Regions from separate parts of the Homo sapiens genome. Here region 1 is linked to region 2. A link is an interaction called in ENCODE POLR2A ChIA-PET data of the cell type or tissue named here. Cell type or tissue: MCF 10A. All regions are shown on one strand. Links, peaks and the distances in the headings refer to the core of each region. The heading gives the core; the rest is flanking DNA.

Region 1 (12,885 bases), core at 3,125-11,124, 100 kb before region 2:
GTTGTGGGTGCCTAACAGGAGCTAGTCTGGTGCCAGGTCTGGCCAGAGGTGGATTCACTGGCCCCATTAGCTTTGTGTGCTGGTGTGCTATTTTCTTGTTTCCACTTTTAGTTGTCACCTTTTTGTTTTGGGTTGGTTTTTTGATACTTCTAAAGTCTGTGTTGCTTATTATTTCTTTTGCTCATGGAAGAAATGTAGGATAATGCTGAATTTACTCTGAATTTAGATCTTAGGGCAATTTGCTTTCTTACAGCAAGGAGGAAAGTGAATACTTTAATTTTTTAAATGTAGGAAGTTTACTATCTTGCAGAAAGACTGTTTCAAGATATTTCCTCATAAAAACGATATTATTAATTATGGAGTTGATTCCCAGACTAGCACAAGGAAGCTTACTCAACCCATAATAAAGCTGAAAACTCCATTTAGGTAACTGTGATAGTATGGTGATTTTGTAGCACAATAATAGCATAATTCACAAGGTTTATATGTACTCCTATTATTACAGTACGGAGTAGAGAACAATATTCTTGCAAACGTATAGAGTTCAAGCTATATTTAGGTCAGCTAGCTTTTTGTGGACTAGCTGGGACCCTATGTGTTACACGAAACATGATATTTAATTAACAAATGTGTTCCAGGTTCCCACTTTGGATTCCAGGTGAATACCTCCCTGTCACATCCATGGCAGCCTCAGGCCAACTAACCTGAAGAAAAGTAGCTCTGGAAATACTCTTGCCCTCCAGGTGCCATCCTTCGAACAGGGTGTAGGCTGGCTTTTTATATAGAGAGAATGTTCACAACTCAGGTGTTCATAACCCAGAGAATGCTTATATATATATAGTGGCCAGGATGGTTAAACTTAACTATATTTTATTCTTAGCTGTCTCAGGTTCAAGCATGATAGCATGTTCTTTTAGGCAACTTGCAGTCACCCATGTTCACTGCTGGAAAAGCTGAAAACATCCCTCTTTAAAGAATGAATCATAATCCAACTAGCTTTGCAGTTGGTCTCATATATTTAGTGAGCTTTCAGTCAGCAGGACTTTTTTTTTTTTTTTTTTACTATGTATCCCATAACATATGAATGGTAATATTTGTGGCTTATTCAAGGTACTGTATTTCCTTCCGCTCATGGGCAAGAGCTTATTTTTTGGCTGATCTCCTTTTGCAGAAGAGGCCAAGTTCCTGGTGGTGTTTGCTAGATATAGTTTAGGGAACTTAGTTCACAATAGCATAACTATGAACCCATGGTAATTTTTTTTAACCTATAGATTGGTTTTCGTATACCAAAAGGGGATAATCAGTGCAGATCGAAATAAACATTCATTTCTTATCACTGTACATGTAATACCACACTTCCACATGTTGTCTTCCTTAATCTCCTTCATCTTTGATGGAAAACCTCTTCCTTTTAACTACTCTCCATCAAGTTTTCTGTTGACTCAGGACAATACCCTAGCAGCCTTCACCCATAGAATAGGTGCCTCCTTAAAAGACTGGTTAAATGTTGGCTAAACTCTAGCAGTGATTGCTAGAAAAGAAAACAATGTTGATGTTTGGTCAGGGCTGGACAAAGGAACCCATCATCTATGTTTGGTCAAGCTCTAAGCTGTAAAGATAGTCTTTTTGTAGAGGAGACATGTGGCTCACTGGAGGAGGGAACCATTTGCTTCTGCAGGGAACTGCCACGGTTCCATATTATAAAGCATGAGTCATGGATGTCTTTGTGATTACACATCCTTCTTCACATATGTGGAATAAACTTTTAGAAAAAAAAAAGGAAGTTAAGGGAAAACAGAAGTGTGAATAACTGCTAATGGTGCTCTCACTGGCTCCATTCCGTCTGCTATTTCATGATACATAAAGGGAGTAGGTCAGAGATTCCTTTCCTGGCAAATAAGTGGCAACATATGTTTGAAACAGTGAATGGAAACTATAGGAGGAAAATGACAGGCATATGCAAAAGGAAGGCAAGGGAAAATTTGTTGCCCTAATGTTAGCCACATAATTGGTATGCTTTTCTAGAGAGAGGCTGTTTCATTTTAAACAGTCTGCATGCCCCATTAGTACAGCATTTCTGTGTGTGAAGTGTATATATTTTCTAGGCTTTGGGGATTTTGGTTTTTTTCATGAATGGTAGTCACCTTAAGCTACTGAGGCTTCATACAGAGTCCTTTGAGAGAAAGGTTCCCAAAAGAGAACGTAGTCAGGAAATAGGACCCTTTATTAAAGTAGTAAGAACAAAAAGAGAGGAAGTAGTTAACAACAACTATTTTGATGGGCTAAGAACAAAGGAACAGGCACCAAATTACTATCTTCTGGAGTGCTCTTCATTTAAATTATAATTCTACAATGATAGTGTTGATTCATTTGTTGCCATAGCAACCGAACCTTTGTTCAGTAGAGTTTTGAGATTCTATAAGGTTCCAGAGGACTAGGGTTTAACGGTTTTTGTTCCACAATATATTCATAAGCAATGTTGCCTACTAATAAATTGAAAGCACAGTGATTTTCTTTGAAAAAATAATTTTCATAACAAATCAGTGTATACAACGGGTGCTGAAGTCCATTTCCACTCACCTGTCATACATGGCTAATAAATAGAAAATGTATTTTCAGTCGCAAAATTTAATTATGGCCAATTGGAGAAAAGTGCTAGAGAGAATGATTTGTTTCTCAGAACAAATTTTTTTTTCTTTCTTTGCATAGAAATGATTGTGATTAAGAATATTGTCAACTTTTGGCCAAGCATGGTGGCTCACGCCTGTAATCCCAGCATTTTGGGAGGCAGAGGTGGGCAGATCACTTGAGGCCAGAAGTTCGAGACCAGCCTAGCCAACATAGTGAAACCCAATCTCTACTAAAAATACAAAAATTAACCGGGTGTTGTGGTGCACACCTGTAATCCCAGCTACTTGGGAGACTGGGGCAGGAGAATCGCTCGAACCCAGGAGGCCTCCGCGGGAGGAGGTTGCAGGGAGCCGAGATTGCACCATTGCACTCCAGCCTGGGGGACAAGAGCTAGACTTTGTCTCAAAAAAAAAAAAAGTTGGCTTACTTGTTCTATACCTTTGACAGTAAATACAGCTCAAAACAAAGCTAAGAAAAACAAGTGAAAGTTTGCCATTATATACCTCAACTAATTTGTGTTCATTTGCCTGACACCAAATTTTGAATTTTCTTTACTAGTTATTTTTTTAGATCTTGAGTAGTCTATATTCTCTAAGGCTTAATATTATTGCCAAGACAATGGGATGCCTTATGATGGAGTGCTGGGGTATCGTGTATTTGAGGAGAAATCCAGAATACTGAAAGTAGAAAACCAAAATTGTGTTTTTGAGATTTGGGAAGCAATGAGGTTCTGAGCTGGTTAGTTTATTATATTTTTTGTCATACCACTATCTCATATTTTACCTTGACCAGATGGGGATGTCCAGGATGGATGATGGTGATCATAGAGGGATTCTGTAAGAGAACTCCACTACAGAGAATCTCCTATAGTGTGTCAAAGCTTTCTGCTGAAATATATGTGGTAAAACAAATGACCACGAATATGTCCAGTGTTCATAGTTAAATGAAGTTTTCCATGTTTCTCGTCACCATGAATAATTGAGAACCAACTCTATTAAGAAAAGATATCCTACCTCCAATTCTGATTCCTCATACCAATGTTACATTTAATTTTCTCACATTGGTTTTTTTTTCTCCAGTTAGTCGTCAGAATGTATTTATTTTTAAATAGGCTTATCTAAGTTATTAGACTCTCAAGGAAACTTTCAAAAGCAGGCAGGCTTGGTTTAAATGTAGCTTATTTGAGGGTTTAGATATGATACAATATTTTTGTTGCATATTTTGACATTTTTGAAGGTTATTTGGAAAAAAAGTATATCTTTATATTGTAGGTAGCATTATTTTTAGAGCTGTATTGTAGGTGTATGGAATGAAAGATTGCAAACAAATTATACTATATGGAATTACACAATGACCAGGGCCTGTGTTTGTCTTGATTCATAAGCCCAACTTCATCTTTTCATTCCATTATAAATAGAAACCTGGAAAGATCAGCTAAATAAAAATTATGTTTTGTGGTGACAAATTTCCATCTGGAATTATGACATGCACCCACTCACACATTAAAAATATATGTGCAAGTCAAGCGCGTTGGCTCATGCCTGTTATCCCAGCACTTTGGGAGGCCGAGGTGGGTGGATCACCTGAGGTCAGGGGTTCAAGACTAGCCTGGCCAACATGGTGAAACTCTGTCTCTACAAAAATACAAAAACTAGCTGGGCATGATGGCGGGTGCCTGTAATCCCAGCTACTTGGAATGCTGAGGCAGGAGAATCACTTGAACCCAGGAGGCAGAGATTGCAGTGAGCCAAGATCATGCCATTGCACTCCAGCCTCGGCAGCAGAGCTAGACTCCATCTAAAAAAAAAAAAAAAAAAAAAGTGCATTTTTCACATCATCCTAGCAGTTTTGTTTTTGCTTTGTTTTAATAAGGCTTGAACTATTACATATGAATACCAGAAGAAGGTACAATTGAATGAGGTATATTGCATGAACACTGACTCTGAAGCTCTAATCGAAGTTTAGCTTTATTTCAAACTACTCTCTTATTAGATACTTATTAATACCAATCAAATTTCTGTTGCTAGTTTCATCACCTGAGAAGGCTGGAACACACATACTGAAAAAAAAATGTGGTTATTCCTCCTTATTAGGACCTCAAAGACAGCTACAGTGAATGTGCTTTGATTATATTAGATGGAGATTTTATGTGTGCATTTATTTAGAGACTTAAACTGGGAACTCATTTCTTTTTATCTAAAAATATCTTTTAAAAGAATGTAGTTTCTGATGTTCGTTGATCTTTATTTTGCATCATATAAAGAGTCTGCTCAGTTTTATTTTGAACAGGACACTTGGTTATAATTTTCAAAAGCAGATTTTTGGTTTCCAATACCAAGTTATTACACTTTATGGGTGTTTTGGTCATTTCTTATTATGATGCATTCCTTTAGCCTTAATGAGCATAACTAATGCACTAGAGTTAAAAATGGAAATCTCATATTTTAAGATCATATTGGAAATTATTCTACCTAAATCTTTTTACAAAGTTTTCCATGAATTATATTAATGACACAACTAAACAAGTTATTGTATATAAAGGATTTAGTTTTTTTGTGAGATCTAAATGGTAGCTGTTGTGATTGCTGTTGTTGCTTTTTTCTAGCAGTTTCCTAACCCCTATTGCATTCTTCAGCAAACTATTTCTAGGACAAAGTACTAGGAATCTGACATAAAGTACACTGTTCCTGAAATTGTTATGATAGATGCTTTGGACTCCCACCTCCTTGATTGTGATTCCATTATGGTCCACCTTCAGGGCATCTTTTCTTAATGCACATTAACTCCCAGGGTGATGAACCAGACTCCCTGGGTTTGCATGTTGAATTGCATAACTTCTCTGTGCCACCGTTTTCTCATCTGTAAAATGGGAATGGTGAGAGTACCTTCCTCATAGGGTTGTTATATTTAAATGAGTTACAAACTTTAAGTGCTTAGAGTAGGGCTTAACTAGTTAGCTGTTACTAGTACATTCCTAAGGTGCTAAATACGGTGTTCTGGTTCTACTGGATCTTTGAAATCGTATAATTCTGAGGTCAGAACCAACTTGTCAGGACTTTAGGATGAAATAAATATAAATGTATGTGAAAGCGATTTGAAAAGTTAGTATGTAATACATATCTAGAACAGTGTTTCACACATAGCAGGTATTCAGTAAATATGTATTGGATGAATTAATTTAAAAATTAAAAATATTATATATAATGGTGATATCATTAGTAAAATTTATGACTACAGGATGGAAGTCAAAACCACTCAACCTCCTTGAGTTTGAGACAGAATATTCAACTCATCTACATTGATGAGGTGCAAAAAACAAAGATGGTGATGATGAGGATATTAATAACAACTAACACATACCTGGTGCTTCTTGTATGTTAAACACTATTTTTAACCCTTTATATTGATATAAATTAATTCATTTAATCTTTACAGCAGCCCTATAAGGGTTATCCCCATTGAATAGATGAAGAAACTGAGTCTCTAAGAGGTCATAAATAACCAGATTTCAGATGAGATAGAGTGCGTTCAGGGTGGTATGGCCATAGACAAGATTTCAAACCAAGGAAGTTTGGCCCCAAATGCCATACCTTTAGCCCTATGTTATAACTAAGGTGTAATTTCATAAAAGTTATTTGTTCCAACCATTTCTTCACACACTTAATATTCATCAGAACTTCCATAAAGTACCAAATGGGCTGATCATTGTGTAATCTTCCCTCTTTCTTCTTTTCCACGCAAGTCTTAAGTGCTGATACTCAAACTGAGCTGCACGTTGGAACTACCTGGTGTGAGCTTTTAGCACAGTTGCTGTTTCAGCCTCAGAGATTCTGACCTAATTGATGTGCCCCGGTTATCAGGTTTTTTAAAAGCTTCTCTGGTGATTCTTACATGTAGCAAAGTGTTAGAAGCACTGATCTAAAGGAAAATGAAATTGGCCTAGGCCCTAGAGTATGCCTGAGGGGAAGGGGCATGATGGTAGTAGGATCTGGACCCTGGAGAATCCAGGAGTTGAAACTCAAGCCAGTTTGCTTTGCTTCTTATTGATAATTATGAAGGCAGGCAGGGAATACTGGGTGGAAATACTGGATAACATTTGGTGTGGAATTTACCAAAGGATTAAACTGTATACAACATTCTTTTAACTTGTTATTTAATACAAATCAAGTAAGCTTTAGTATTGCTTTAAGGATTGGGTCTTAGATGGTCATTACAAATCTTCAGGAAAGTGTTGTTTAGAAAAACAAAATGGCTACACGTTGAAATAGGATAGTACCTTCCTTTAGAGATGCCAACTTAATTGCTCCAATGAGAAGAGTAGTCTCCCTTTACTAAACTGTTTAGGAAAATTGATATTTATTTCTAATGTTTATGGTTTGTTGTCTCAGAAGATTAATGCCAAATCCTCAAAAATGTAGTGACAAGCGATGACTCATTTTAGCTCATGTCAAAACAATGCACTTTTGTAATTTTCCTGTCCCTGGAGAAGCTATTAAACACTGAACAAAATGCCTCAGAATGAAACTGATTGAGTGTTTCAAATTATGTACTTTTGCTTGGCTATTAGCCAGATGTTCGTCGGGAAAGCTCACTGTACATCAAGGCCTATGATTTGTGCTGACAATAATATTACATAGTTTACACTGCTTAAATATCAGCGATGTGTATTCTAAAGCTAAATAGTCAAAGTTCAGTCTCTTTGCATAATCAAGTTGTGTAACTCTACTCTCAGCCAAGTGATTTTTCCTTTATTAACTCTGGACGGGATGTAAGTAATGGGTAAGGTATTTTTCTCTGCATTATCTTGTTGATAAATAGCACAGATTCCAGCTAGGTTAGGAAGAGTCTCAACACACACACATACACACACATTTTTAAGATTTATACATTTGATTTTTTTGTGAGTGGTACCACCTGCCTTGTCCCTAGTAGAGCTCAGCATAATGTTTTTTGTGTAGTAGGTACACAAAATATGTGTTGCTGATAATGATGCCAATAAACAAAACAAAACACAGAGTGTTTTTTTCATTAATTTCCTATAATCTGCCAGTAATATATGAGGTCTTACAAGAATCAGTGTTAAGCCAACTATGTTTTATTTTTTAGAGACAAAATATTTAAATGATTGGCTTGCTTTCACTGACCTCCTAAGTAATAGAAATATTCATGATGTTATATTAGACATTTGTGGAGGACAATAAAATTAGTGTAACTGACTCTTAGTATTCGAGACATTCTTAGTACCATGTGACATTTTTTTGAGTAGGAATTTGGGGGCATGGTCTCTTGACAACCAAAAGTATGAGGTTACTCATAACAGTTTCTATTACACCCAGCACCTGGGAAAGAGTCAGTGCTGAATAGATATCTGTTGAATTGAACTGAATTGAACAGATATTCAACTCATTCTCATTTGCTCATGTTTTACAAGAAGCAGTTTCTCAGATGCATTTCCATGGGAGGACATGAAAAAAGGTAGTGAAAATGAAATACCTTCTGATTCTATGGCATGGTAATAGGAAGTTATCTTGATATATAAGGGTATCTAGCTGTCAGCTCATTCTGAGGAAATGGTGTGAAGGGTAGTAATTCAAACTATATCTGAAAACTATAGTTTTGATCCAGGGAAGAAACCTTGGATTATAGTCCATTGTTACCAGTAGACACTGGACAACCAAAAAGATTAACAAGTCAACAAAATGCTTGTCAGGAAGAGATTCACACTAAATCAATAGTGTGATCTTATTTTTTATTAAAAATCAGGCATATCCATGTTATGCTTTCTACTATTCTAGTTGCCTGTCATGGAAAAGGTTTAACAGAATTTGGAGGTTACACAGACAGAATGGTAATGGGGTAACTTCCATGTGAAGATAGTCTGAAATTTAGATGATAAATTGATAGATTAAAGAGGAAAAAAATCTATGAAAGTGATTTATTTAAAGCAACTAAAATCTATAAAATCATAAGCAGTGTGGCAGGACAAATACTCCTGTTCACCTAAACCTAGAACTGTTAGAATCTGAGGTTTCATGATTAAGGATATAAACAAATGGTCAAACTTCTGGGTTTAATTCCTTTCCTGCCCATTTATACTTTTGTGTCCCTAGGTACCTTATTTATCATCTCAGGCCTCAGTTTCTTCATCTGCAAAATGCTGCTTATAATAGTAACTCTCTCATAGGGTTGTTATGAGGATTAAAGTTTAAGAGAGAAGCACTTAAAACAGTAGCTGGCACGTCATAAATCTGTGTGTATTCATACATGTGTGTATATGTATACACATATGCATGTTTTTTTTTTTGAGACGGAATCTCGCTCTGTCACCCAGGCTGGAGTGCAGTGGCGTGATCTCAGCTCACTGCAACCTCCGCCTCCCGGGTTCAAGCAATTCTCCTGCCTCAGCCTCCTGAGTAGCTGGGATTACAGGCGCCTGCCACCACACCCAGCTAATTTTTGTATTTTTAGTAGAGACGGGGTTTCACCATGTTGGTCAGGCTGGTCTCGAACCCCTGACCTCGTGATCCACCTGCCTCGGCCTCCCAAAGTGCTGGGATTACAGGCGTGAGCCACCGCGCCCGGCCATGTATGCATGTTTTAAAGAATTTTCCATATGGGTTAGGTGGACCAAAAAAAAAGTAGGTTTAGAAGAATTTTGATAGATTTATGGATGATTCCAAAAATTGGCTGTTAGGAGTAATTCATTTTTTAAGCTTGCATCTTAACAGGACCCTACACAACATCCTTGTAGCTACCATGAGAAACTGGGACCCTGGGCTGGTTGGATCAGTGACGTGGCCCCCAAAAAAGTGTGTCTTTTTTTACTAAGATGCTTCATATAGAAAACTACACAATGCTCTTTTCTTATTTCTGAGGCAGAAATAAGAAATAATAGAGCTGTCGTCCCCTGCTGCTTCATTTAATGGTACTCATTTGTCCTAAATAAAAAACTCTTCATTTGGTAATAGAAAAATATGGCTTCAAGTAATAGAAACAAGCCCAAGCTAATTGAGTTAAGCAAGATCTCTGGCCAGGAAGAGTAACTGTTGAGATATGCATCTTGTTTTTCTAAGCAAACACTCCTATTTCAGAATCTGATTGGACCTTAAAATCTGCTTACCTGGTTTAAGCTGCCCAATTTTCAGACAAGCACTTTACATTTCTGGCAATAGTGAGTGTGATGAATGTTTTTGTTATTATTGCTCTTAATGATAAGTGTATGGCTTTCATTACAATAAACAAAGGTCTATAAGGGCCATAGGCCAGATTGTTTCACCATTAGAATGTGCTTATTTTATTTTCATCATTTGCTAGTATTTTTGTTCCTAATCTTGGAAGAGATCTTTCAGTAGGGAGAGAAAACATTGCTATCCAATCAAGTATTTGTAACCATTTTCAGTAGTAGAATCTGCCTGGCAAAAATTTATTTGGTTTCTATGAAGGCAGTGTTTTCAGCCCTAGCATTTTTGAATTATCAAATTAAAATAGAGCTTTTTAAAAATATATTTACTATGCTTCTTTAGAATAGGATATTCCATTAAAATGAGGTCAAAGAGCCTTCCAAACATTAATTCTTGTTATTTTGACATCTTTTTATTTCAAACATAGTAAGCCTTGAGGTTTCCTTACTTTTCTCTTTTTTTTGTTTTTTTGTTTGTTTGTTTTTACTTTTCTTTATGGCTGCTTATTGCCTTCCAGTCAATTTTAGATTCATGCTAATTTTACCCCATTATCACTGTAGCAACTACCTCCTTCTTGCCTCCCACACCCACTTCTCTTCTGCGAGACTTCGTTCTATCCATCCTCTTTTGCTCTAGAATCTTCAATCTCAGTTGGCTTTTCCCCCTAATTTCACTGTTTCTACAAGTGACCAGCCTCTCTCTTTCCTACCAGTCCTTGGCAAACCTCTTGAAGGAGTATTATTACACTCTTTACGTCTACATCCTCACCACCTTCTTTGGGTCCTTGAAGTCAGGTTTCAGTGTCTACCATTCTGAAGAAATTGTTCTCTCAGAGGTCATTGGTGGCATCCTCAGATCCAAAAGCCTTCACTCTGACTTCATCCTCTGCCACTGCTCCATGCCAGTTAACATAGTTGACTGCCTGGTGACTCCCACTGGTCTTTCCAAGTTCTCTTTCTGTTTCATAGACTGCTTCTTGTCTACCTTCCTAGATAGCTTATCCCCCTTTGAATGTAGGCATTTGCCAGGACAGGCCAACTCTTTGCTTTCCACAGTATTTCTCCCCTGGGACTATCATCTACTACTGTTTCAACTTCCCTTCTGTGCTGAAACTCCCAAATTTTTACCTTCACCACTGCTGGCCTGAGTTCCATCTAGTCCCATGTGTGCACTTACTCCTAGATATCTCACCAGTTCCTCAACCACAGGATTCCAAAGCCAAACTCTCTTGTCCTCTACCAGTCTTCTAATTGCTCTTACTAGGACTAATCTTCTTGTCATCAGGGCCCACAGCAATTGCTGGTCTAGTCTTTGTATGTCTTGCATCTTTAGAACATGTAACATACTCCATTTTACATCTTATAGCATAATCATTATTTCTCCATTTTTCTCGTTTATTGAGGTATAATTTATTTTTACTAAATGTGCACAAATATTAAGCATACAGATTGATACACTTTTACATATGTGTGTACTATATAGTCTCTATCCAGATTAAGTTATAGAATATTTCCAACTCTGCCACTAGCCTCCTTTGTGGCACATTCCAGTTGATATCCACTTTCTTACTGAGAGGTTGCCACCATTTGATGTCTATTACTGTAGATTAATTCTGTCTGTTTTGGACTGCATGCATGTGGACTCTCATATTAATGGAAATGCAACTTCATATAAATGGAATTTACATTGCCATCAGAAATGTATGCAAACTCTAGTTGCTTCACTTCTTTAACATTTGGTAATATCTTTTTATTTAGCCTTTCTGGCCAGGCGCAGTGGCTCATGCTTGTAGTCCCAGCAGTTTGGGAGGCTGAGGCAGGCAGATCACTTGAACTTAGAAGTTCAAGGCCAGCCTAGAAAACATGGAGAAACCCTGTCTCTACAAAAAATACAAACATTAGCTGGGCATGGTGGTGCATGCCTGTGGTCCCAGCTACCTGCGGGGGCTGAGGTGGGAGGATCGCTTGAGCCCAGGAGGCAGAGGTTGCAGTGAGCGGAGATCGCACCACTGTACTCCATCCACCCTGGGTGACAGGGCCAAGACCTTGTCTCTAAATAAGTAAATAAATATTAGCCTTTCTGGTAGGGCTGTAGTACTCCCTCGTTGTAAATTTAATTTGTATTTCCCTGATGATTTATAATGTTGAAACTCCCTTTCACATGCTTATTTGCATATTCTCTTTAAGGCCCCTTCAAGTCTGTTTCTTTTATATTGGGTTGTCAGTCTTATTTTTTATTAAATTATTGGTTTATAGGAGTTGTTCATATATTCTGTATGTGAGTCTTTTGTTGGTTATACATAAGCAAATATCTTCTCCCAATCTGTAACTTGCCTTTTCATCCTGTTGTTGTATTTTGATTAACATAACTTATTTATTTCAATAAAGTCTTACTTTTTTAACCTTTTATGATTGGTGACTTTATGTTCTTTTCAAGAAATTTTTAACTTCTTCAAGGTCATGAAGATAAAACTGAAACACAGAAAGGTTAAGTGGTTTGCACTAAGATTGTGGCAGACTGAGTTTTCCTCAAAACTTTAATTGTCCCCCTCTTCCTGGGTATATGGCTGCCCAACCAGACATTTCTAGCTTTTCCAGTACTGAGAAGTGGCTATGTGAGTTTGGATTGGATCATTGAACTATAAGTAGAAGAGATGGTCATCCCTAACTTGAAAGCAAGACACTTTTCATGTATTTTGCCATTTTCCCCACCCATGCCCTAACTCCCTACCATGCCCTATAACAGAGATATGGTAGAGTTTCAGTATTGATCATGTGGATGAAGACAACTCTGAATGGTTTCATGGAGCAGAACGACTTTTAAGTTTATTTAAATAATATTTAAGTTTATTTAAATAATGTTTAGATAATTTAAAACTTGTTTGAATAATTAGAGTATATTTAAACCTAAATAAACATATTTTTGGGACTCTTACTGTTATTTAGACTTCAACAAATACACAGAGTTGGTTAGCATATACTGGAAGCAGCCCTTCAACTCAGATCTTCAGCTTCTTGTACTCTTAATACTTTGTCACGTTATCATAGTGCTGATGGAATGGTGTGGAATAGTT
Region 2 (12,885 bases), core at 2,517-10,516:
AGGCCTTGGTCAAAGCCATTCAGCAAGTCTCTAGGAAGTTCCAACTTTCCCACATTTTCCTGTCTTCTTCTGAGCCCTCCAAACTGTTCCAACCTCTGCCTTTTACCCAGTTCCAAAGCCACTTCCACATTTTCGGGTATCTTTTCAGCAATGCCCCACTCCACCAGTACCAATTGACTGTATTAGTCAGTTTTCATGCTGCTGATAAAGACATACCCAAGACTGGGAAGAAAAAGAGGTTTAATTGGACTTACAGTTCCACATGTCTGGGGAGTCCTCAGAATCATAGTGGGAGGCAAAAGGCGCTTCTTACATGGGGGTGGCAAGAGAAAATGAGGAAGATGCAAAAGCGGAAACTCCTGATAAAACCATCAGATCTCGTGAGACTTACTCACTACCATGAGAACAGTATGGGGAAAACCGGCCCCATGATTCAAATTATCTCCCACCGAGTCCCTCCCACAACACATGGGAATTATGGGAGTACAATTCAAGATGAGATTTGGGTGGGGACACAGCCAAACCATATCACTGGGTCAATGAAGAAATTATAATGGAAATTTAAAATTTTTTCGAAACAAATGAAAATGAAAACACAACATGCCTTAACCTATGGTATACAGCACAAGCAGTGCTAAATGGAAAGTTTATAGCATTAAATGCGTACATCAATAAAATATCTGAAATTAACAACCTAACATCACAAACTAAACCCAAAGTTAGCAGAAGAAAAGAAATAACAAAGATCAGAGCAGAACTAAATGGAGTAGAAACAAGAAAAACCATACAAAGGATGGACAAAATGAAAAGTTGGTTCTTTGAAAGGATAAACAAAATGGATAAACTGCTTGCTAGACTAACCAAGAAGAAGGTCCAAATAAAAATCAGAAATGATAAAAGGAGGCATTTTTTACAACTGATACCAAGAAATATAAAAGATCACCAGAGACTATTAGGAACAACTATGTGCTCACAAACTAGAAAACCTAGAGGAAATGGCTGTATGCTATCTTTTTAATCCTCACAAGTGTATTATTGGGAAAATGAGTCACATGTCACCATTAAGTGACAAATCCAGATTTTGAGGCTAAGTCTTCCAAGTCCATTGTTCTTTCTGATACCCCAGTGGTTCTCAATCTTGGCTACGCATTAGAATACGTAGGAAGCTTTTTCAATTTTGCCAGAGCCTGACTCACCAGTAATATTCACAATAGATGGTAGGGGCAGGGTGGGAAGGATAGCAGAGAAACCAACAAAAGTGCTTCCAGAAAAAGTAAAAAGAATATTTCAGTGATCCTTACTGTCACTTCCTCTGAAGTGAATAATAGAGCAGATTTATTAGTAGTTTAAAACTTTGTACACAGAGCTATGAAAATAAAGAATATTTATGAAAAGATAAAATAAGAATAGCATGAGGTAATAGAGTTTTGATTTCCCTCAAATACCAAATATCTGGCAATTTAACACATAAGTCATGCTCTTATTACACAAACCTTAATAAAATGTAAACTAAAGTATAATGCATTTTGAAGATAATCTGCTTTACAAATGTAGGCTTAGGATTTCTACATCAAGAATCAAGATCAAGTTGAATAAAATTATTCAGAAGAGTCATTTCAGGTTCCTGCTAGAGCATAGAGCTAAAACCAGTTAACTGGTGTGGAAAACTTGTGGAAACACAAGTTAACTAGTGTTTAGTTTAACTTGTGAGTTAAAACCAGTTAACTGGTGCGGAAATTCAGAATCATAGTGTACTACTGAAAGAGTTTCTAATCTCAGCAAGATCTGTTACCATCTGAAAAGTTATTAATGGCAAAAACTGCAATTACTTTTGCACCAACCTAATACTTAGTTCTATAAATTAGTAGCTATTTGTAAAGGATAAATCTATCCTAGATATCCCTAATTTAGATCTGAAAATGTCTTTCTTGGAATGTTTTCTAACTACAGGGTTAGAAACATCTTTAAGTAGAGTGAGTTTAAATGTTTGGTGTAGCAACCCATCTTGCATGTGTTTAAATGTTTGTATACCAACACATTCTTTGAGTGGGGTAAACTATATATACGTACTCAAAGAATGTACATTTTTGAGATTAGATTTTTACCAAGCACAATTTGGTAAAGGGAAGTAGGGAAGTAGGACTTGTGGGTTGTACCACTTTTGCAGGAGAAAAATGCAGGTATTTTGGAGCTAATTAAAGAAAGACAAAACTCAAAACTTAGTCTTTCCAGCACCCATGCTGGAGTGCAGTGGTGCGATCTCGGCTCACTGCAAGCTCCGCCTCCCGGGTTCACGCGATTCTCCCGCCTCAGCCTCCCCAGTAGCTGGGACTACAAGCACATGCCACCATGCCCCAGCCAATTTTTTGTTTTTGTATTTTTAGTAGAGACCGGGTTTCACCGTATTAGCCAGGATGGTCTCGATCTCCTGACCTCGTGATCCGCCCGCCTTAGCCTCCCAAAGTAATGGGATTACAGGCGTGAGCCACCGCGCCCGGCCATGGTTCTTAAACTCTAACCTAATCTTTTCCCCCAACTAGAAACTTTCAGTAGTTCTCCACTATCTTTGGCATAAAATTCAAGCACACACCCAGAGAAAACCTCCACCACAAGATTTTTGGTTTATTCTTTAATACTTAGCTTTGACGTTGCTACTCTGTGAAGCCTTCCGTGCCTCCCATAGGCACTTGTACTATGTACCTATATCCGTCATATATATCTCAGTTACTGATTCAATTTACAGTTGTTGAATGCCAGTTTTATGCCATGAATTGTATTTAGTGTTGAAGATACTGAGTAAAGCAGCCTTTATTTTTTAATGATCTCTAGGTGAGGAAGCATATTTAAGCAAATTTTAGAAAGTGTGATAAGCTCTCACTGTAGCAAGGAGGAAAAAGAGGGGCACTGTCTCATAGCACATATCACATTCTTTTGTGATCATTACTGTGTTTCTCTCCCACTGGAATGGAAGGCGTGTATATTCCCTGCATCAGAGTCATAAGTATAGAGTTGGTGTGCAATAGTAGTTGTATTTTGGATGGATGGATGGGTGGGTGAGTGGTTGGGAGGAAATTGCAACAACTGCCTAAAATTGTTTAGTAGATTATCGACAGACTTTATTTAGAGTTGGATAAGGGAGGTGCATGAATATGGGAACATATATATCCTTACACTGTATAAGCTAAATCCTTGCCTTGGGAACTTCTCCTTGTGGTTCAGTGAGTCTTGAATCTGTTAGAGAGGATCTCGGGATATAGGCTTTTCAGTCAGCGCTTTGCTAAACACATCAAAGAAGTCTGTCACTTGATGGTTCATTGCTTTATGATTTGCCAGAAGTTCAGGCAAAAGGTCCCAATTAAAAGCCCTGGGTTGTTTCTCATGGTCTCTTGCTCAATGGCAAGGGGAGATTCCTCAAGGCTTCATCACATCACCAAACAGTGCATCCAGTTAATCTGCTAGATTTAAAAAAACAAAACAAAACAAAACATGCCATGCTAAAATTTAATAGTTCAGTTTCACACATAGTCCAATTCCCTCCATATTGGACTATGGGCCTCTGTTTGTGTTGACATAAAGGTATCTCTAGACTCTAGAACAGTGATTCTCAGCCCTGGCTTAAAAACAAAAAGAAAAGAAATACCAGACTCCACCTCCAGAGTCTTATTTGCCTGTAATGGGGCCCAGGCATCTCTATTTTTTGAAAGCGCCCAAGTTGATTCTAATATATAATCAGGACTGGAAACACTGGCCTAGAGTCAAGACCAGAACACTTTACAATTAGCCTGGAATTTGTTCCACAAAAATTTCTTCCTGCCTTCTTCTGATCCTTCAGGTCTCTATCTAATTATCACCTCCTCAGTAATATTGTCCGGTGACCTTGCTTTTTGTAGGAAAAAAGTCATCCAAAGGGGCCTCCTCTATCACCTTGTCCCTCAAAGTATTTACTACAACCTGAAAATAACTTGTGTATTTATTTGTTTTCTTGTTTGTTATCCATCCCTCCTACTAAATGAGGAATATCATATATTTATTGGCAGCTGCTGTTGTGTGAATGTCGTCAGCTGTAGATCTAGTAATATGTGTGACTGCTGCTAGGCCAAATCAAGGAAGGGGAGAAGGAGCTGGAAGAAAGGGTAAAAACGGGTGAAAATTTGATGGGAAGTGAAAATTCAGACAATACTCCTAAAAGTGAAAATTCTGACCAGGCGCAGTAGCTTATGGCTGTAATTCCAGCACTTTGGGAGGCCAAGGCAGGAGGATTGCTTGGGCCCAGGAGTTCAAGGCCAGAGTGAGCTATGATTGTGCTATTGCACTCCAACCTGGGCGATAGCGCAAGACTCTGTCTCTTAAAAAAATTAATAAAAATTCTAACCCCTATTCCCCAGGAGTAGCCACTGTTTACAGTTTGGTGTTTATTGTTTGAAGTGTATTGAAATGTGTACACAAATAACATACAGATTGGTTTACAAATAATGGAACACTTTAACAAATATATTACTCAGTAACTATGTTGTATATAAATGTGTAGTCAAAGCCTGTAGTTGACCTACGGCAAGACACTTGTAAGAGTAGCTCCTTGATTTAATGCCAACTATGTTTTCTATAAGATAACCTAGTTACTGGGTGATAGATTTTTTAAAACTGTTCAATTCCCTTTGAATTGTTCTATATTTCACACACACACACACTCTTCCCAAAAATATTATTGTGCCTACTTATTAATGCAGTTATTTTAGAGGTTAGCTGTCCTCCCAAAATTGGCTTAGATTTAAATAGGGTTAAGTGGTGATAAATTTAGTAGTAGTAGCCATACCCTCTCACTTTGTCTCAGTTCACCTATTTAATAGTATACTATGACCAGCAGATCAAATCAGACCCTTAATCTGTTTTTGTAAATAAAGTTTTATTGGAACATGGCTATACTCCTTCATTTACATATTATCTATCGCTGTTTCTGTGACGCAGTGTCAGAGGTGAGTAGCTGCGACAGAGATCACATAGCCCACAAAATCTGAAATATTACTATCTGGCTTTTTAGGGAAAAAGTTGGCTGACCACTTCCCTAGTTGATCAAAAAGATTATACCATCAGTAATCAATCAGAACAACCCAACTGAGCCCAGTTTATGAGAATGTATTGGTGGTTCTGGGATTTTACATCTTTAAAACTCTATCTGATTGCTTTTCGTAGGAAGAAAGTCAGCCAGAACATTGTTAAATGACAGGGTGGGGAGGGAGTGGGAGACATGTTCCATCTAGTTGGGTCTTGTCTTCCTGTCAGGCAGGTCACATCTTCTCCCTTTCTCTTCTTTCCTCTCCCAAAAGAAACAGTACACATTGCAGATGTGGCCAAGGTTTTCAAAATACCTGTAGGTTGGATCCTTTGAATTTAAACCAGTCTGCCAAGTCTTTGCTGCCAAGCCTCATAAATCATTTGGCTGAATAATTAAAGGGATGGGTGTCTTGTTGAATGCTGCACCAGGTGTGGTGGGGCAACTTACCCTCCCCTAAGCTGCTCAGCATAGAAGGTCGGGGACCCAACACGGTGTCGCCTATGAGGGAAGCACAATGAGACATCTGGTTTTCATCTCCAGTGGGCTTGTCCATATCCCCCCCAATTCTGAAGCTTTGTTGGAAATGCCCCTCTCTGGAGATTCCATCACAAATCTGCTGGTGATGCGTGTGTGACTGTTTGCAGCTCTGGAAAAGCGCGGTGCCACTGCAAGTGGAAAACATGCCCAAAGCTCACTGGGACTGACCACCTCCTGTACAGACCTGTGTCTCTAATGAATTCTTCTTTATTTGGAGCTGATGGTGTTGTACTTAAAAGCTGCTGGGTAAATCACGCACAGACTGATCATGATTTTGGTTTAGAGTTAGGTTAGAGCATCTCTTTTAAGTTATGAATTATTATGAATTTTTTGTACCTTCAAAACTTCTTGTTGTTCAAAACATTCTCCATACAGAAGATAGGTCTTAATACATTATATCCCCTGATACACATTTGCTTTCAAGCTTCTGTGGCTTAGACTGGAGTATCTCTATAATCTCAGGAGTGAATATTCACATTTTCTAGAACCACCAGTTTCTGCCTGCCACTGCTTACTTGCTTTTACAAGATTTGCACACAGGTACACACTCTTCTAGTAATTCCGAGTAGGATGGAAGTAGCCTAAAATTTGAGTGACCTAGATAGCTGATAAAAAGTAAAGCTGATTTTATGCCTAGCTTTTAAAACCAAATGCATATCTGTCCATCATATGGGTGTGATTGACCTCAATTTTTAATGATGAAATTACATAGCTAAAAAAGACCTTGAAGCTCATCTAATTGTACATGTGGAAACGGGGCCTGTGGACCTGGAGTGACTTGTCCAAAATGATGAAGCCTAGTCCCTTAGGCCTTAGACCAGGTGGCTTGATCTCTAGTTATACATCCCACCCCTATGACTTCCCCTCTAAAGCATGATTTAAACAAAAGGAAGTACCAGAAACTTCAGTTTGGGTTCATATTGCCTTCTCTGATGAGTATGTGTATGTTCTGAAGCTCTCTCTGCTGTCTGCAAATCAGACATTCTTGCTGGGTTGCATCAGAGTCCAGGCGACAAGATTGATGAAGAAAGGGCAGAGGAGGGATGACGTAATGGATTGTGCAGCATTTACCTGCGAATTATCTCTAGCTGTGTACTGCTTGATGTCTGTGTGACTCACATACTGAGGTACTGCCATCCCTATTATTCAGCACTGTAGCCTCACACTTACCTCACCCTGTGTTTCTCTCCTTTTCCTGCCAAATCTGATTAGAAGCACTTTTGTTGTAAGCCCATGTTTATGAAGCCATAAGTGGACTTCATACCAATGACCATGTGGAGAAAATAAAAGAATGTTAGAACTGGCAAGTTACACATTGACTCAGTCAAACCAGCTTGATTTCTGTCTCAGTGTAGTGCAGTAAATACTTACATAGCACCTGCCATATGCCCAGCACTGTCAGGGTTTTCTTCCCTTACGTGGTTGTTTTGTCTTCTTAGCTTCAGTTTAACCAATGCACCTAGAATAAACCTGTAGCAAGTGCCTACCATGTGCAAGTGACTATGATAGATGCGTTCACATGCATTTTTTCTTTTGAATCTCAAAACAACCCTGTGAAGTATCCATTTTGTAGATGGCCCAGGTGACTTAGCTAATGTGTGTCAGAATTGGAATTAGAATCTCAGTCCCTTGACACTAAGTACAGTGTTTTTTCCAGTGCATCACAAGTATATTTGATTTGTGTACTCGAGAAGTTTTTGCAAGAAAACTCTCCAGTTTTCTTAAGGTCATCTTCATACTTGATCTATGATCTTCATACTTGATCTAGTGTCTGCCTCTGTTGTTTGTTTACCCTTGAGATGCTAAAAGTCAAGAGCATAGACATATGTATATTTATTGAGCAATAACCATTAAGTTCTATGTTGAAGTTGTATCATACAAACACTAACTTTGCATGAGTTCAACTACACCTGCTCAGCAAATGAATATAAAGAGAGAAGGCATAAAAATTTACATTGTGCAAACAAGTCTTCTCAGGTTGTATTCAATGAGTCTATGCCTGGGAATGAACCTGAAATGGACGGTGTATATTGATTTTTCTGTACATGTCTGTTCCCACCTGCCTCTCTCAGGGTAAGCATCTTGCCTTACTCAGATGGTTACCAAAACTGGAGGCAAAATCCACCTTGATTCGGCCTACTGAGAGACAGTATTGGCTTCCTGCATGATGCCTTCCTAGGGGATTTGCAAGGTAATTTTGACATAAATTGAGGGTTTTTTCCCCCTTACATATTCTCCAAGAAACCTAAACTCCAAGTAAAATGCAGCTTCCGTAGGATGATAGTGGGTTGCATATAATCAAGGAGGGGATTTTTCTTTAGAGTGAACTGAAACTGTCTTGGGCTCAAGAACATTGTGTATAATGGTAGCTGAACATATCTTCTATTCTCTGTGTATTGTGACAGGTTGGAAGGATTAATACTGAGAAGATCAAATATTCTTTGTGTTCATAAGAGAACTGTGTTACCACTGAAACCAAGGGAGGAGAACCAACAGAAGGAAAAATCCAATGAGGTCACCCATCAGAGTGGTGGAGAAAAAGGATTAAGAAAATCCCATTAAATTTAGTTGCAGGTGACGTTTGAAAGAATAGTTGTAGTCAATTATAAGGTCAAAACCAAGATACAAGGAATTAAGAAACATCATCATCATCAGGACAGAGTAGCCAACAGGATGTCATGAAACCAAAAGAGGACGGCTTCATGAAGAGAGAGCACCATAGGTGGGGGTTGAGGAATGAGAACTGGGACTAGGTAGTGATAATACCTAAAAGGTAGGATTGGTGGGTTTAAAAGTGGAAGCACGTAATGTCATCAAAATGAATTCTGGCTTCTGAGCTAGTCTGAGATTCTTAATGTTTGAGTTTCCCCCTATGGGGCAGGTGGGGAAAATCTGGCCACTGAGAGATTAGAGGCAGGAGAATTATTGGTGTCTGTTGGCAAGCAGATTCTCATAGCCTCATACCCATTAGATATTGGATTTCACTTTCATTACTTTTCTAAGTAGTTAGGTTCTAATTTGCTTGCAATTTGAGAAATCAAGGCTGGCTCTACAAGGCTGTCATCATGCTGGGAAAAGGGGTGCCAGAATGCAGCAGGACGTAACCAGAAAGCCAGTAAAGGTTCAACTCTTATGAATAGGAAAGCCAGCTAATTCATTCATAATACCAAACCTTATCTTACTCAAGGAAGTGGAGTTACAACCAGGAAACCTCCCTTTCTTTCCTGTATTTGTATAGCACCTTGTATTGTTAAAAATGAAAGGTTGTTGGTGATAATTTTCTTTTTCTCAGATTGCTCACTTTGTGTTTTTGGCTCAATATTCAGTGTGACTGCTTGACTACTGTCACTCAAACAGGCTGTCTTGAAAAAGGTGAAGCTGGGAGGTTAGGGGGTTCAGATTAGGATGGGATCTCAGAGTGGGGTCCCTCTACCCCCACTGTATAGGAATCTCCTTGGGTGCTTATTAAAAATGTAGATTCCAGGGTTCCACCCAAGACCTACTAAATATGAATCTATATTTATAGCATCCCTGAGAATTCTTATGAAGTCTAGATTTTAAGAACCCTGGTTTAGGAAATGTGAGTGTAGTGTAATAAACCAAATTTTACAAGAATAACCTTTTAACAAATTGAATTCCAATGATTCTAAAGTTAAATTGTATTTATAAAATATAGCCAGAAATATTTGTTTTAATGGAAATTTATAAGCCTCTTTGAAACTCTTAGAGAAATCTAAATACAAGGCACACAGAAAATGTTAGCAGTCATAATAAACACACTTGGTTATGAGGAAGAGTGTTGTGAATTCAGAAAGTTTGTGTGTTTTGTGGAATTTCTATTATTGCCCAAGAGAGGAAAGAACTGAAAGGAGAGAACTTGGAAGAAGCTTTCTTTGGCTTCCAAGATCCTAATCCTCCAAAATGCAGCTGCTTGCTACCCACCATCTCTTTGCCACAGACCAGCTGTGTCCCCATTCATTCCCACCTCCGCTATTGCTTTTTCAATCCACACATGCCAGAACCAGAATGGAGAATGGTAGAGAAGGGAAAGGTAGTTTGATAGGAAGTGGGATAGAAGTTTTATAGAAAAGAGGTTTCTGGAAAGCCCTAAAGCATTAGACCAGAAAGCCCTTAGCCGTAGACCTCTGGGTAAAATTTGTTGCAGTTATAAAACTCTGTGGGATGCAGGTAGGTATACTGGTGGTTTCTGGGGGCTGGGGCAGTAAGACAGGCTGACCCCATTAAGATAACCTCAGAAACTAACCCAAACTGTTTTCCCCAGCCCTCAACTGATCTTTGGCTCTTATTTAAATTTTGTTTTTGTTGTCTTTGAATTGTTTCCTTTGTACAAGTCATTTCCCTAAATAATCTCCAGATTTCTTCATGAGTGGAATAGTTAGGTACTTCCTTTGAATACCTTTGCCAACAGCCTTTTTTCCTCCTTCCCCATAATTATCATAACTATTACCCACAAATGGATAAATTTGGTTCCTATCTTTCAGTGCTTTTCATGAGGTTATCATCTATAATTTTCTGCCCCAAAGTCTCCTTTTAAAAAAAGTATTTTTTCTATATAGTCATGAAGGCTATCATTCAAATCCCAGAAGTTGTAGTTTTACCCTTTTTGTTTAGTACTGTTAAAACTCAGCTTTGGAATGATGAGAATTCAGCTCATTTATCTTACATCTTTTCTTTCCAAAAAAAAAAAAAAATTCCAGCTTGGGTTGCACTCAGCCCTTAGCATAGTGACTCCCAGAGTTTGCTAGTTAAGTTAGGAAATTAAAAGTAAGAGCTTACTCTGTTTTGAATCAGATAAGTAAATTAATAATTGCGGCATGTCAGCCAAAGTAAACAAGCATTCTTGATGGGTAGAACTGTGCATTGTCTTAAGCTATTTGATTACTAAACCACTGCAAGCTTTTAAAATTGAACTATCTCTAATATGCATTGAGAAGGATAAAAAATAACTTGTTTTAAAAAGTGTTTTTGTTTGGTTTTGTTCTGTATATTCTTTGTCCAAAACTTGAGCATATTCATCTTTATAAATCTTTCATTACTTACTGGCTTTCTTAGTGCCTTAGCTGGTATTTTCCACATGAGGTTTACACCATCTTGTGGCCTACAGTTTTCTGACTCGCTTTTTCTTGCATCCTTGGCATTCATTAGCCTATTGGTAAATGTTTGAAATGGGAAGAAAAGGAGAAATCACCTGTCATTTTCTGCTCTTAAGGCTTTTATTGCTTTTTCTATTTTCTCTTCATGACCATGAAAGTAAATGGTTTGAGTCTCTCAGACATACTCTTTTTAGCTTTTATTTTTTGAGATGAAAATATCTTATTTCCTGAAATTTTTATTTGACTAGAAAACTAGTCCATGTAGAGGAGAGCTTTGATGATGTGTCTGCCCACAAAACAGATTTTTGCCATGGCTCGCTAATGCATTTTGTGTGAAATATCAAATTTTGGAAACCTTGCTTGTATATCTCCCACCACAGAAAAAAATGAGAAGATGAAATGAGAGAAATCAAATCATGAAAGATGCAAAAGTCTAGTCAGCAGAAACAGTAAGAGATCCGTTATGTAATGAAGAAGAGAGTCAGGGACAAAACCAACTCTCAGTTATGTGACTGAGGCACAGAGAGGCCCAGAATTGGCCCAGAAAGTGTACAGATTTTGCTCTAATTGCATTTCAAGGTCAACCTTTAAATTGCCTTAAACCAAAAAAGTGTGTCACTGATGGAAGCTACAGTATCGTGTAGGCAAAATGGGCCTTGTTGCTTTGACTGCCACTGTTACCAATTGTGATATAGTACTGATAGAAAAAATATATTAGTTATCTAGTGGTAACAGGGAATTGGCCACTGCCAGCCACTGAGGGAGTACAGACAGGTGTCTATTGGTGTCTGTTAGTGAACAGATTCTTATAGTCTCTCACCCACTGGGTAATGCATTGCATATAGTTACTAGTTTTTAAAATAGTTAACTCCTAATTTTCTTGCAAATTTGGAAACTGAGGGCTCCCTGGGAATTATAGGTTATGGTTGTTTTCCCCAGCACAACCTTGCCTGGGACCTGTACACAAAGTGTTTCCCTCCTCCAAGTTGACATAACATTTTCCACCTTCCTAATGTTTTTACTAACATAATTACAATAAATTGCTGCTGCTGTTGGAGACATTCTCTTTTCTCACATCTGGGTTTAAAGCTTTCAGTAAGGCTACTAAGCAGTGGGAAGGAAGGAGCCTTTCCATAACTTTAAGGTCATTCCTGATAAAGGTAACTACTCCACCCCTGCTTCCCAATTAGATTCCCTGCCAGCAATAGCATAGACTTGAACCAGTGCCAAATGTTTTAATACCATAAGGACTTGCTTGATAAAGGCTATGCAAGGCAAAGAAAAAAAGCAGCCAAAGTTCCCCAAACTAAAATTTTCCAAGATTTTCATATGAGTTGCAGCCAGGGTACCCTTCATATAAGTGTTACCATGTGTTTGCTGTAGTCATTGGTATCCTGCAATTCTCATTCTCCAGGACTTCTAGAGATTAGAATTTAGAGGAAGTGCTGGTGATGTCAAGATGGAAATCTACTCTAGCTGCAAAGAATATAGTCTTTGACAAAAAGAAGGACAATAGCAAAGACAGGGAACAATGGTGGGGTTAATACTATGATCTTTCCAAATAATTATTAAGTAATTATAAGTCTATTGCACAGCAACATTCAGCATTGTACTTCATTGTACCATTAATGTTTGCATATGTTTGCTAGCCTTGCTTCTCTTACTGTTATAAACTCTAGACTAGGAGGAGTATTGTCTTGCTCTGGCCCTTGTATTTTGCGTGCAGAAATAGCATAATGTCATCAATAAACAGTTGTTGGTCATCTGACTAGATGCAGCAAAGTGATTTTATTCCTGGGCATGGGTGGGATTAATTAATAATTACAAAGTGCCTACATAGTTCAGAAACTTGGAACACCTATAAATATAGGAAAGAAACTTTTTTCTGTTTGACATTGATTTTCAGATTTCATATGCAACGATAGTTTTAGCCTCAACATCCACCCAAACCTTTACCATAGTTGCTAAGAAATAATAAAAATGACTGGTTTGCAGTAGACTTAAAAGGAAAAATAAAGCTTCTTTGGCCTTTAAATATTAGAATATTCCCGAATGAGAATTCAAATTGAGTGCAAGTGACTGAACTTACTGAGGCCTGTTTCAATTTGATCACTCAAAGCTTTGCCTCCTGTTTGAAGAAATTCTTGGATTTTAACCTACGGTATTATCAAGAATATAAGA

Evidence for each region. Peaks named below come from ENCODE experiments on the same cell type or tissue, not always from the same donor. Only the 100,000 strongest peaks of a DNase experiment are listed, where the experiment ranks them.
Region 1: POLR2A ChIA-PET joins it to region 2 with 21 read pairs; 4 of 35 experiments call an interaction of 5 or more read pairs at or near these places.

What each region holds. Positions count from the first base shown.
Region 1 is chr3:99,894,335-99,907,219 of GRCh38, forward strand. All of the region lies in intron 1 of CMSS1 (cms1 ribosomal small subunit homolog), which reads left to right. All of the region lies in intron 4 of FILIP1L (filamin A interacting protein 1 like), which reads right to left. All of the region lies in intron 1 of LOC105374010 (a long non-coding RNA gene), which reads left to right. Among named protein-coding and RNA genes, the nearest start is that of MIR3921, 64 kb to the right of the region's middle. In MCF 10A, for the core only: no CTCF peak of the experiment used is centred there; a DNase peak (open chromatin) is centred at 7,127.
Region 2 is chr3:99,996,369-100,009,253 of GRCh38, forward strand. All of the region lies in intron 1 of CMSS1 (cms1 ribosomal small subunit homolog), which reads left to right. The region is part of intron 1 of FILIP1L (filamin A interacting protein 1 like); the gene reads right to left. The region is part of intron 1 of LOC105374010 (a long non-coding RNA gene); the gene reads left to right. Among named protein-coding and RNA genes, the nearest start is that of MIR3921, 38 kb to the left of the region's middle. In MCF 10A, for the core only: no CTCF peak of the experiment used is centred there; DNase peaks (open chromatin) are centred at 5,343 and 6,663.